Regions from separate parts of the Homo sapiens genome. Here regions 1 and 2 are each linked to region 3. Evidence: chromatin contacts called from ENCODE Hi-C data. All regions are on one chromosome and are shown on one strand. The core of a region is the stretch at or near the end of the contact, and the rest is flanking DNA. Distances in the headings are between cores, read along the strand shown.

Region 1 (3,511 bases), core at 379-2,878, 2.3 Mb after region 3:
AGGGTCCAAGCCATGCAAAGAAAGGCAGTATGGTACACTATATCTATAGTATCATACGCTTGGCATAGAAGCCGTAGAAGGCCATGCACTTGAAACATGTTAACACAATGCAGAAAAGCATGAAGGCCCAGAGGAAGAATGGCACAGGCAGGTAAGCCAACAATCTTGCAACCGATTACTGAAGATTTAGAACCAAAGGAAAAGATAATCCACAGTATGAAGAGAAAGCAGATGGAAGACTGCATGCTGTTGGCCAAGCATAGGTCCAAGAGGAGGTGGTAAGGAAACTTGTGCAGAAGCTTCTCACAGGACAGAGATTAGCCAGACTGGAACCTGAAGGATCTGGCGCTCTCCACTGGCTGCCTTGGTGGGCCTCGAATTCCTCTACGGGGCCCTTCACCCATCAGGTAGTATTGTAGGGGATTGGGCCACAGTTCTCCTTTGATAATCTCTGCAATTCTGTCGAATTCTAGAAGGCTGTGGTCTGAAAACCAGTTGAAGAAACTAGGGATAGTGTTCCCTTCCCGGTTTCTGTGGATATGAGCCTGGGGGTCTTGGCCTCGGTGCCAGCGGATTGGAGTGGAAAGAGACACCACCCGGCCAGAGGATCTGCGTTCATATTCCTTGACAAGCCCCTCATTTCGGAAGTAGGGGTTGCCCTGAAAGATGAACTTGAATTTGCAGCCTGCTCTGGGGTGTTTAAGCTCCTCCACCTCCAAATTGATCATGTACCTCAGCATGTCTTCATCTTGGCCACTGATCATAGGTGACAGCTGGGGGTGGTTTCGAAAGGCAGTAACCCAGAAACCTGGGATATTCTGGATAATGAAACTTCTGCGCTGCATGTGGAGCCTTCGCATGCGGCCAAACTTGCGCTCAAGCTGAAGGAAGGCCCTGTCAGCCTGGGCATTTACGTTTGACAACTCTTGATCGATGGCCTCCAGTGAGTCCATGCAGTTATTGATCTTCGGGGCCCTGGGCCGTGTCTCCTCTTTCACCCCTCCTGCCACCTTTTTTTCCTTCTGCACTACCTTCTTTTCCTCCATCGCCGCCCCTGCTTCTCCCTCCTTTTCCACTGCTGCCGAGATGGCGCGTTTTTTAGTCGTCACTTCCTTGGCCTTCTTCCCCGGTATCATCTGAGACCCCAAGCCCCCTGCGCCACAGGCTTCTAGAGCCTTCTGCCCAGCAGGGCCACGGGGCTCTCCAAGCTGACAGCCATTTTTCTGGCTGCTGTCAGCAGCCTCGGCGGCAGAGGCTGCTTCCAGACCTTTCGTAGAAGGTGGAGCATCCTCCTGCCCGGCTTTGGTCGCTGCACCGCCGCGACTCCCGGCAACTGGGACGCGGAGCGCGGGGCCACAGTCGACAGGATCCTGGGATGCACCCCCCTCCGCAACGGTCTCCAGGCTGCCCCCACCTGTGTTCGCCATCACCTGTGTCGCCTCGGTTTCTTCACGGAGCCCTTGGCACTGGTCTCGGTCCGGATCTCCTGAGGCATGGTCGGGAGCAGCCAGGCCGCCGGTTTGGGCGAGAGGGAGCTTGTTGCCCCCATCCAGGCCGCTCATTTTGGAAGAAGTCAGACTAGTGGGAGAGGGAGAGTTCCTTGTCCTCCGCAGCGGCCGAGCTCTGCCCGAAACGTCTAGCACCACCCCTCCTTTACTCTCGGCGGTGCTACCATGGCAACTGGTGATGTCAGGGCGGTAGCGTCGTAACATCGCGCGAGAACTCTCTGCGCGGTTGACTACGCTTATCAATCCATCGTATTCCTTTGTCTTCTTGTCACAAAAAGAATTTCGTCAGTCTGGAAGGGGAGTTTTACTTACGTAAATGGATGTAGACCAGACTCAAGCATGTAAGAACTGTGTTAATGTGGATTTCTAAGCCTCTGAATGAATTTCTAAGGCACCTAACCTATTGTTTCTGAAAATATTTACTTTAAGGTGAGTTACTGTCTATTCAAGTCAGTTCATAGGGCTTCTCCTGAGTAGGAAAGTGGATTCACGAACTCACAGGCCTTCCTTCTTTTAAGGTGTGGATTCATGGCTATTACCAAAGAATTTAAATGAGCAGAGTTTGATTTTAAAGAGAAGTGTTGCTGTGTTGTTATTTTTAAAATTAAGGAGCAGCTGAAAGGCAAACTTCTCTCATCCTAACAAGACATAATAAAGGAATATTTCAATTTGTCTTACAGATTTTAAAGTTTATATAATTTGGCCAACATCTACAAAACAAGTGGACAATATTTCCTCTTCACTTTTAACAAAGAGTAGCAAAATGTTTTTCCTTACGTAGAGGTGACTGGCACACGAGCACAAATTTAGGCTTTTAAGCATTACTGAAAGAAATATCTCAGGGGATTTTAATTTCTAAACTGATGCATATGTTCTTTTCCTCAGGTTACAATCTTAATCTAAAAGTGGTTCCTGCTTCATAATGCCTGTGGACATGAAGCTAACAAATCTTTTCAAAATGTGTTCATGTGGTAATTCACTGCAGCACAGGAGCAATAATCAGCTATGTGCAGGCATCTATGCTACTGTCTCTTAAAATACTTTAAAAGTAAGGTTAGTTATTGTCTATTCGAGTCAGTTAGCTCTTACAATTCATTTGATAGTGATTATCAGTACAATATATTAGTTTGTTGGAGTGTGAGAATAATGGTGTTAATCCTTAGAAAAATGCAAGACCAAAGGGAAATTTAAATTTTGCATATTTATGTTTAATGTCAAATTTATATTCAAATAAACGGTTATGATTATAACTCTTTGTAAAAGAAACTCCATTTTAAGCCCCCCAGATTATGATCACTTTCAAATACAGGCTCAGAAGTACAGATTTAGAGAAAAAGGATTCCTCTTAGAGGAATACATCATATATACTGAGACTTCTAGCGAGGGAAGGAGTGTAGTTCTGGTTCAACTAAGATAAAGTACTGATGAAAGGTCACTGGCAGACAATACGGAGAAACAGCCTGCCTTGCAGGATTTTTTGTATGCCTAGTCAGCCTACCCAAGGACAATGTGTCCAGAATGACCTCTTTACTGCCTGCCAGCTAATCAGTTATCCCATAAGAAATATGCAAACAAGATTCACACAGCAGAGAGCAATTATTTTTCTCTCCCTCTTTCCTCTTTGTCTTAATAAACGCTCTTTTTTTATTTGTGGGGTGAAATCAATCTATTGAGGTATCGTCTTTGTAAACACATAAACAGCGTGCTATAATTGACTTTGTGACTTTGAATTATTGACACTGCTCTGTTTCTTTTCCAAAGAACCTTTGCACTGTTGAAAGAGTAACTTTTCCATTATAACCTGAGTCAAGATGAAGAGAAGCAGGGAATACTGAATGAAAGTTACTTTTCCATGCAGCAGGAAAAAACAAGTTTGCTACTATACAAATTTATAGAAAAGTATAAAATTACATGTGAACTTCTTTTTCTTTTTGTGTGTGCCAAAGTTTTTTAAAGATTTATATCTCTACTACTCAAAGCATTCCCATCTCTAGCCTGTATTA
Region 2 (3,667 bases), core at 54-2,553, 2.6 Mb after region 3:
ACGGAATCAGTATCAAAGTGTTCCTCTGCTATAGGTAAGCAGCACTCCTCAATAAAAGATCAAGGTGCCTTCTGGTGCTTCAGGGGCTTCATCATTAGGAATCTTTCATTTAAAAAGTGTTCCTCCCACTATACCAGTGAAACCAGCTTTAATACAGAGAAATCAAAACAAAGAAAAATACAGAAAAGTGGGCAACAGCTTTTGAGTATTTTCTTAAAATTTTCCATTTTTCGACTTAGCGCAATAATATAATAAAGGAACATGGGATCCTTTATTATTGTTACCATAGTTTTTAATATCATTTTCATAAAGCTAACCATGTTTATTTAGCCATTTTCTTAGCTTTTGCCATCATGGTTCTTTGAAAATTTTCTTTGTAATTGCTGCAATGATTTTGGAGATCACAGATGCATGCTACTTGCTCAAGTTTATTCTTGGAAGTCGTATTACCAAATTAAAGGTTCTCAACATTTCTCGGGGTACTGCAATTTTTACATTGCATATGATAATTGTTATTACTGAGATCTACATTCCTTTCATCAATTCACAAATACACAATCACAGACATCTTGAGATCTATCATACGTCCAGCTGCGTTCATTTCACAAAATCAGAAGTTAAGCCTAAAGATCTGAACCGAGAAGCCGGACCTCCGGTCTATTTCTCCCTCCTGGATCCACCCCGACTTATTAAGCAGTTAGACCGACCCTTCCATACTCATTCAAGGCAGTGCAGAGCTTTTGCTCCCCTGCCCAGTGGAATCTACACTGGTCCCAGCCTCTCGTCCAACTCCCGTAGGACGCCAAGCAATACGGAGTTCGAGAAGCTCAGAAATCTCCTGAGCCCCACCAGTCCACACTAGGTTGCAAGCCCGCAGCACCTACGCCACGGCGTCAAACCGGAAACCAGAAAAGGTGAAGGCATCGGACGCCCCTCGCCCCAGCCCGGCCACCAGCGACACTATCCTTCACTGACGCGCGATGCCGGCCTTTCAGCCCAGACTCATCGAGCGAGGATGCAGCGCTGAGAGGCTTCTAAGGCTCAGGCCCTGCAAAGCCCAGGAGCCGGCTGTAGGTGTCCTTGGCGAATGCCAGACCGCGCGCACCGTCCCAGCAAGTCCCGAGCGAGTGTGGGACAGGCAGCAAATCAGTGCCCCCTGGCCAGGCAGAACGAGTCGAACGTGGAAGTAGGGAGCAGGCGGAGGCCGGCGCGGAGCTGCAGTTAAGCAAGCCGGGTCTGGCTTTGGGCCCTGGGCCTTCCAGCCGGGGACTCTGCGCCTGCGCCCGCCTGGCCGCCGCCCGCTCTCCCGGCGCGGCAGCTGTCTGGGCTGCTGCGCGCCGCCTAGGTGTCTGGGCGATCTATGGGCAAGAGCAAGGGCCACGATGACAGATTACGGCGAGGAGCAGCGCAACGAGCTGGAGGCCCTGGAGTCCATCTACCCTGACTCCTTCACAGGTGACTCCCGCGGCCGCAAGCCTGTAGCCGCCCCGAGGTGGAGTAGGACGGGCAGGAGCTGCCGCAGCTCTGGGCCTCATAGGTTGGGGTGGAGAAGGGGACCTTGAGGCCGCGCGGCCACCTTGCCCTCCACTCCTCAAGTTCTTCAGTCACTTACCAGCAACCCAGTGACTTTTTCTCCTTCTCTGCTTGTTCCCGGAAATCTAAAAGTCCGGGTGATGTTGGAGGGTGTCAGGCCTGAAAATTGAGTCGGGATTACTTTGGTTTCTGTGTAACCTACAGCAACCTGAGATTTATAATACATTAAGAGAAAAAATACTCCAAGTGCGATTCGTTTTTCCACAGCCGCAAGAATGTTAGTTTTCACATTTTTAGCTTTATTAAGGTAGAAACTGTTTTTCATACGATGCTGTTTTAGTTTATAGGATTCAGAGTGCTGTTTTCAGTTACTCAAATCGGTTTTGAGAGTAGCATAGTCCCTGAAGTCTGTCGGGTTTCTTTTCTTATGAAAAAAAAAAAAATCTGGCATTCAGCAGAATGCCTAATGGATAATGTGGCCCAAATTTCCGTTCTGCTATAAATTCATAGGTTGTTAGATTGGAAGGGAGATTAAACATCATCTATCCTGGGGCTCCTGCTCCAAGCCAAGGTCATGGGGGTTCAGGAAAGCTAAGTGGCTTGCTCTGTACTGTCCGCCAGCGAGTTAGCGGCAGGGCTGGTACTGAGTTATACGTCCAGAACGCTTGCCTGTTCTTTCACTTTCCAGACATATGGGACTTGGGATTCAGCTCCAGCTGAGATTGAGAGAGCAGAAGATTACTTGGTAGGTTGGGCTAATGTAAAATATTATAATGAGAAGTTCATTAGGTATAATTTAGAGGACGAGATTTCTCTATTAAGCCATGCTTCGGATGATTATAAAAATGCTACATAACTATATCAATATGGCTCCTCTGAGATTTGAGAAGCGGTCAAATAAAGCCAATATGAGTGAGTAGAACCTAGGTGTGTGCATTTACATTCCCCATCCTTTCCTTTGAGTGTTGCCTATCGTTGATAGTCAGAATTTATAGTGTAAGGTATATTACTTTAACTTATAAATTCCAACCCCTCTCCCTTTCATTGTTTAGCTTAGTTTTCTTGGCTTCACCTTTTGACCACTGCTTGCAATGGTAGCAAATTTTGTTCTGCTTTGCCAACAGGCAGATGTCTCTCAGCTATCCCTGTATAGCTCCAGTCCTGTTCATGTTCTCTCTCACCAGCAGTACATCTGTGCTGTGAGGATGTTAAGGGGATGAGTGAAGAGGGGTTTGAGAGTGTCATTAACTGGGTGAGTGTGTATGGAGTCTGGCTCCCTTCTCTATCCTTGCTTATATGTGTATGTCTAAAATAGAATATAGGGTCAGTTGTTGGATATATTCTTAATCATGTTTGGTCATTTCCAGTACTTTGGAAACATACTAGGTATGAACACTGTAGGCAGAGTCAAGACAGCAGGATGTGCTATTCTTTTCATTTCTTTGGACATAAGCTATCCCTCGCTAAATCCTATGCATATAAGCATTTATAAAACTGATATCTTTTTTTGTTTTTAACCCTGAAATAATCTTGTGGGTATTTCAAATTGTACTAGGCCCTGACAGCTCTGGTATAGTTCGCTATGTGAAATTCTTATCAGATGCCCAAGTGCTTGAGGATTCTGAGCCAGGGTAATAAAAGACAATTTATGAATCTTTTGATGCATTCAGGTATTCTGCATTATCAGATGAGCCATCTGTCTCTAACTCCTGTCAACATTTCTACAAGCTTTGCAATAAATAAATTAAAATGAGGTGTCTTTATTTATAGTTCTTAGGGAACTTTGCCTTCCTAGTGATCATGTTCTTTATGAAAACTCTTGGGGAAAAGGCAGAGGACTTTGAAATAAAATGTTTCCATGTTTGATCTTTTAAAATCTTGGAGATTTGCAAGATTTTCTGTTTTATAGCCTTCTTTTGTATTTATGATTCCATACTTTTGTATTCTCATGCCAGGTTTAAGAAAGAGATCTTGCTTGTGTCGGTTGGCCAAGGAACACTAAATGGGAGTTTTGTAACTTCATTTTGAATCACATTTAATTATTGAATTTGGTTAATGCTCAATACTATTAATGAAGGAAATAGATATACTTTTTTTTTTTAATGGATGACTGAGTGCTTGACAAAGAAGCATT
Region 3 (3,582 bases), core at 1,014-3,513:
TCCATTGTGGTGACAACAAATTACAAGCAGCTTACTTCCTCAGAGCCCATCACTACCAACACCAACTGACAGCTTCGAGAAGGACCTCAGTACCACTTTCCCTAACCAAAATTTTCCTCTTTACTCCAAGCCCTGACAAGGATAAATCTCTAAACTTTAGAAACAATGTAATTTTACAAATTAACTTATACGCAGGGTTACTTCCTTTCCAATTTGATCAGGGAATGCAGGGCAAGAATAACCCAAAATATGCAATGTAAATCATGTTGAAATTAAAATGTATTTCCATCTCCACCCCTCCACGATGGCATAATTTCAAATCAACTTATATAATGCATATCTAGTCCTCTGAAAAATCATTTTTAAAAGTAGGGCTGTTATTATTCTGTCCTAGCTATCGCAGATCAATTTAGATTTGTTCTGTAAGATTTCAGATTTTCCCCAAATGACACAGGTGGTTATTTTATATGTATCAGTCATTAAAAGATTAATCCTTTTTAACTAAAAAGAGACAGTACGGTCATTTACAAGTTAAAGTAGATTTATTCTGAGCTGGTGCTCTGGGGTCTTACTTCTCTAAAATTTTGTGATTTACAATACACCACATGTAGGAAACAGCTTCCAAAATTTGTATTGCTTCCTACAAATCAGACAGGACTTTCAGGAGAAGGAGCCTAGGATAGATTCTCTGTTAAATTTTGGAATCCCTTCTCTCAAGAGTAACCTACTATAAACTATTTACCAAGCCTTTGTGAAATCTGTATAACAGGTTACTACTCCATTGAGCAAGAAAACACAGGAAACAGGATTCGAAGATTTAATGTTACTGCTCATACTCCAAATTATAGAATGCTTAAGATAATTAAATTATCTGACTTTTATAATTCACTACACGGTGACCTCAAATTTACCTCATTAGAATATTTAGTACTTCTGCACTTCTCCCACTTCTCAAAGTTTTCCCATACCAGGATTCCCCACCACCTAGGAACAGCCTTTGCAAGATACCAATGCTCTCTAAATCCCCAAAGCAGGGTCTATTTCCTGATCGAACAAAGAGCAACAAAGAAGTGGGTGGTAACCACCTCTCTGAGGCAAGCCAGGACCCATGGAGTCTGATCTACAACACAAGCAGTAGCAGTTCCACATCTCCCTACCACCTCTTATTTCCTACGAAGTCTTTCTGCCTGAAACTGGAAAACCCGAACTATTATTGAGGAAGTGAAGCCCTTCCATTTGAATCCTGAGAAAGACGCGCTCAAAGAACCCAGCGAACAAAGGAGAGGGTTGGAGCCCACGCAAAACATGGGTGTGATAAAGCCACACGCGACCTGAGCCCCCACCCTCAGTAACTACTCTCCAGCGCCCACCGGGAGGAGGGGTCCGGGGAAAGGGTAAGCCGAGGAAGGAGAAGACGCTCCGGCCAGACCGAACGCAGGGTAGGGGAGGCGAGCAGGCGAGGAGGAGGGAAGGGGACGGGAGGGGCGGAGCTCTCGCGGCCGCGGGGCTTTGTGTAGAGTCAAGGCCGGGATAGAAATTTTGCCTCGCGGGGGACGGGTCGAGGGGGTAGGAGGCCGACGCGGGGCACCCCAAACCTGCGTTGCCACGAATGGTGGGCGGGAGAAGGGAGAGAATGGGCCGCCCCCTTCGCCGCCGCCACCACCAAGGCGGGGTAGGCCGGCGCCGTCCCCAGCGGCGGCCACCTTCGAGGCTGCGGACTGCACGGCCGAAGGGGGAGAGGCAGGAGACAAGACGGGCGGGCCCCCTGATTCCCGCCCGCAGGAACCGCGGGGGCTGCGCCAGGAAGAGGGTCTCGTTCTAACTGTGCCGGGCCGGGAACGGGTTAAGATGCGGCCAAATGTCGGTCCCTCCTCCTTCCCACCCCTCAGCCCCGGCGCCCACTCGCGACGGCAGCCGCGGAACCCAGCGCCCGGCCCCGCGCGCCCACCCCGACACCGGCCCGGCCGCTCACCGTCGTAGTAGTAGCAGACTTTTTTTTTGCCGCCTCCTTGACTGTACGCCATGGGCTCCCCGGCCACCGCCGCCACCGGGCTCCTCCTCCTGCTGCTGCTGCTGCTGCTGCTGCCGCCGCGGCTCGGCCGGGAGAGAAAAGGGCTGAGGGAAACGTGGGGGCGATAGTCCCGCGGGGAAGGGCAGGCCGGTGGGAGGAGAGGAGGGGGCGCCGGGAAGGCTCGGTACCACCCGGCAGAGGTGCCGAAAGCTCGGAATCGGAGGTGGCAGCGGCACCAACTCGCGAGGAGGGGGCCACCAAACCACCTCAGGAGGCCGCAGGGAGGTGAGCGCATCCACTGCGGCCTCCACGGGGGAGGAAGGGGCACGGCTGGAGAAGGAGGCCGTTTCGGGCTCGAGGTTAGAGGCCCTGTTAGGGTGAACAACCTGCGCAAGGCGGCGCCATACACAGTGTTAAAATGAGGAAGAAGACAAGCTTTCGCTGCGCAAGTAGATCCAGGGAGCGTGCAGCCGGGTGGACGTTCTCCCCCTCAGGTCTGCGCGCAGTGGTTGCGCCTGTCCCCGAGCCTGCGCAGTCGGCGCCTCGTAGCCTTGGCGGTCTGGACCCCTCCTCGGCGTCCCACGCTGCTCCCCTCCCCCACTGTCGCGAAGCTCCCGCCCAAGCCGACCACGTGCCGCGAGCCCGGCGGGGAGAGCCCACTCCCGCGCCCCTTCCGGGCCCACTACCCCGCCGGGCTGTGGCCCATCGCCCCAGTGCCTGGTAGCCTAGTTTTCTCGTTTGTCGTTTGTTCACTTATTTATTATTATTATTATTATTTTGACTCGTAATGGGTATGAGGTGTAAGGGGGCCTATTACGGATGTTAAGGGGAGAGGGCACCGCTCGGGTTTTAATAAGCATCTGTGGAGCTCATTTATAAGGTACAGTTCTAAGCACTTGCATTTATAATATATTCCATTGATAATCTATTTATAATATTTAATCTCATTTAAGACTCTCAACAACTCTAGGAGGTAAGTGGCAATTGTACTCCTTCTTTATAGGTGGAGGCAGATTAAGGAACTTGTTCTTACTGCTAACTGATAAGTCTGGAGGTTTGAACTCATTCTGCAAACTCCACGCACCCTAGCTGTTCCACTCTGCAGCAATGCTGCTGGCTAGACACTGGAAGATTGGAGCAGAAAGACTTTCGAAACTCTTGGAGGTTATGAATACAAGTGTTCCTCTGTTAAATAAATCCACATTTATCAAGTACCTACCTTAAGCCAGCCACCTTGCAGGTGAGGGCTGGAGGCTAACAGCCTGTTTTATAGCACCCAATCCCAGTTATATAAAATTGCTATCCCTACCCCCCAAATACACCCCTATTAAAAAAAAAAAAAGGCTGTATTGATGCTGGAATTTAAGAGCCACTACCAAAAATACCCCTTTTAATTTGCTGTTTGACTTCAAAATCCCGAAAGTGTTCATGCTTAAAGCAGCAATTTTCCCCAACCTCACCCCCAAGAGATTTAGAAAAAGTTAAGTCCAGGGTGGCCCCTGCCCTCCCTCCGCCCCCTCCTCTGTATTTTTAACAAGACCCCAGGTGACTGATGAAGTTGCTAGAGAAAT

The links. Hi-C counts contacts between places; a loop is a spot of excess contacts on that map. Pooled maps may share reads with other maps.
Region 1: a map of CD8-positive, alpha-beta T cell shows a loop between it and region 3 (7-fold over the local background). The contact joins the promoter of TSPYL4 here to the promoter of HDAC2 in region 3. A Hi-C loop is called at or near these places in 5 of 168 maps with a recorded cell type or tissue (CD8-positive, alpha-beta T cell, GM12878, naive thymus-derived CD4-positive, alpha-beta T cell and 1 more) and 10 of 50 pooled maps.
Region 2: a map of CD8-positive, alpha-beta T cell shows a loop between it and region 3 (6-fold over the local background). The contact joins the promoter of RWDD1 here to the promoter of HDAC2 in region 3. A Hi-C loop is called at or near these places in 3 of 168 maps with a recorded cell type or tissue (CD4-positive, alpha-beta T cell, CD4-positive, alpha-beta memory T cell and CD8-positive, alpha-beta T cell), 3 of 37 single-sample maps with no recorded cell type and 14 of 50 pooled maps.

What each region holds. Positions count from the first base shown.
Region 1 is chr6:116,252,447-116,255,957 of GRCh38, forward strand. TSPYL4 (TSPY like 4) reads right to left here and starts at 1,629. Exons shown (of 1, transcript NM_021648.5): 1 at 1-1,629. The coding sequence starts at 1,562. The coding sequence ends at 318. It also overlaps a transcript of DSE not described here. RefSeq lists enhancers at 1,201-1,360, 1,771-2,000.
Region 2 is chr6:116,570,201-116,573,867 of GRCh38, forward strand. It overlaps RWDD1 (RWD domain containing 1), which reads left to right and starts at 1,304. Exons shown (of 7, transcript NM_015952.4): 1 at 1,304-1,455. The coding sequence starts at 1,383. RefSeq lists enhancers at 699-878, 909-1,238, 1,459-1,558 and a silencer at 1,279-1,358.
Region 3 is chr6:113,968,885-113,972,466 of GRCh38, forward strand. HDAC2 (histone deacetylase 2) reads right to left here and starts at 2,264. Exons shown (of 14, transcript NM_001527.4): 1 at 1,973-2,264. The coding sequence starts at 2,024. It overlaps HDAC2-AS2 (HDAC2 and HS3ST5 antisense RNA 2), which reads left to right and starts at 817. Exons shown (of 10, transcript NR_125845.1): 1 at 817-1,394. RefSeq lists silencers at 1,405-1,724, 1,935-2,234, 2,176-2,619, 2,595-2,774 and an enhancer at 1,781-2,759.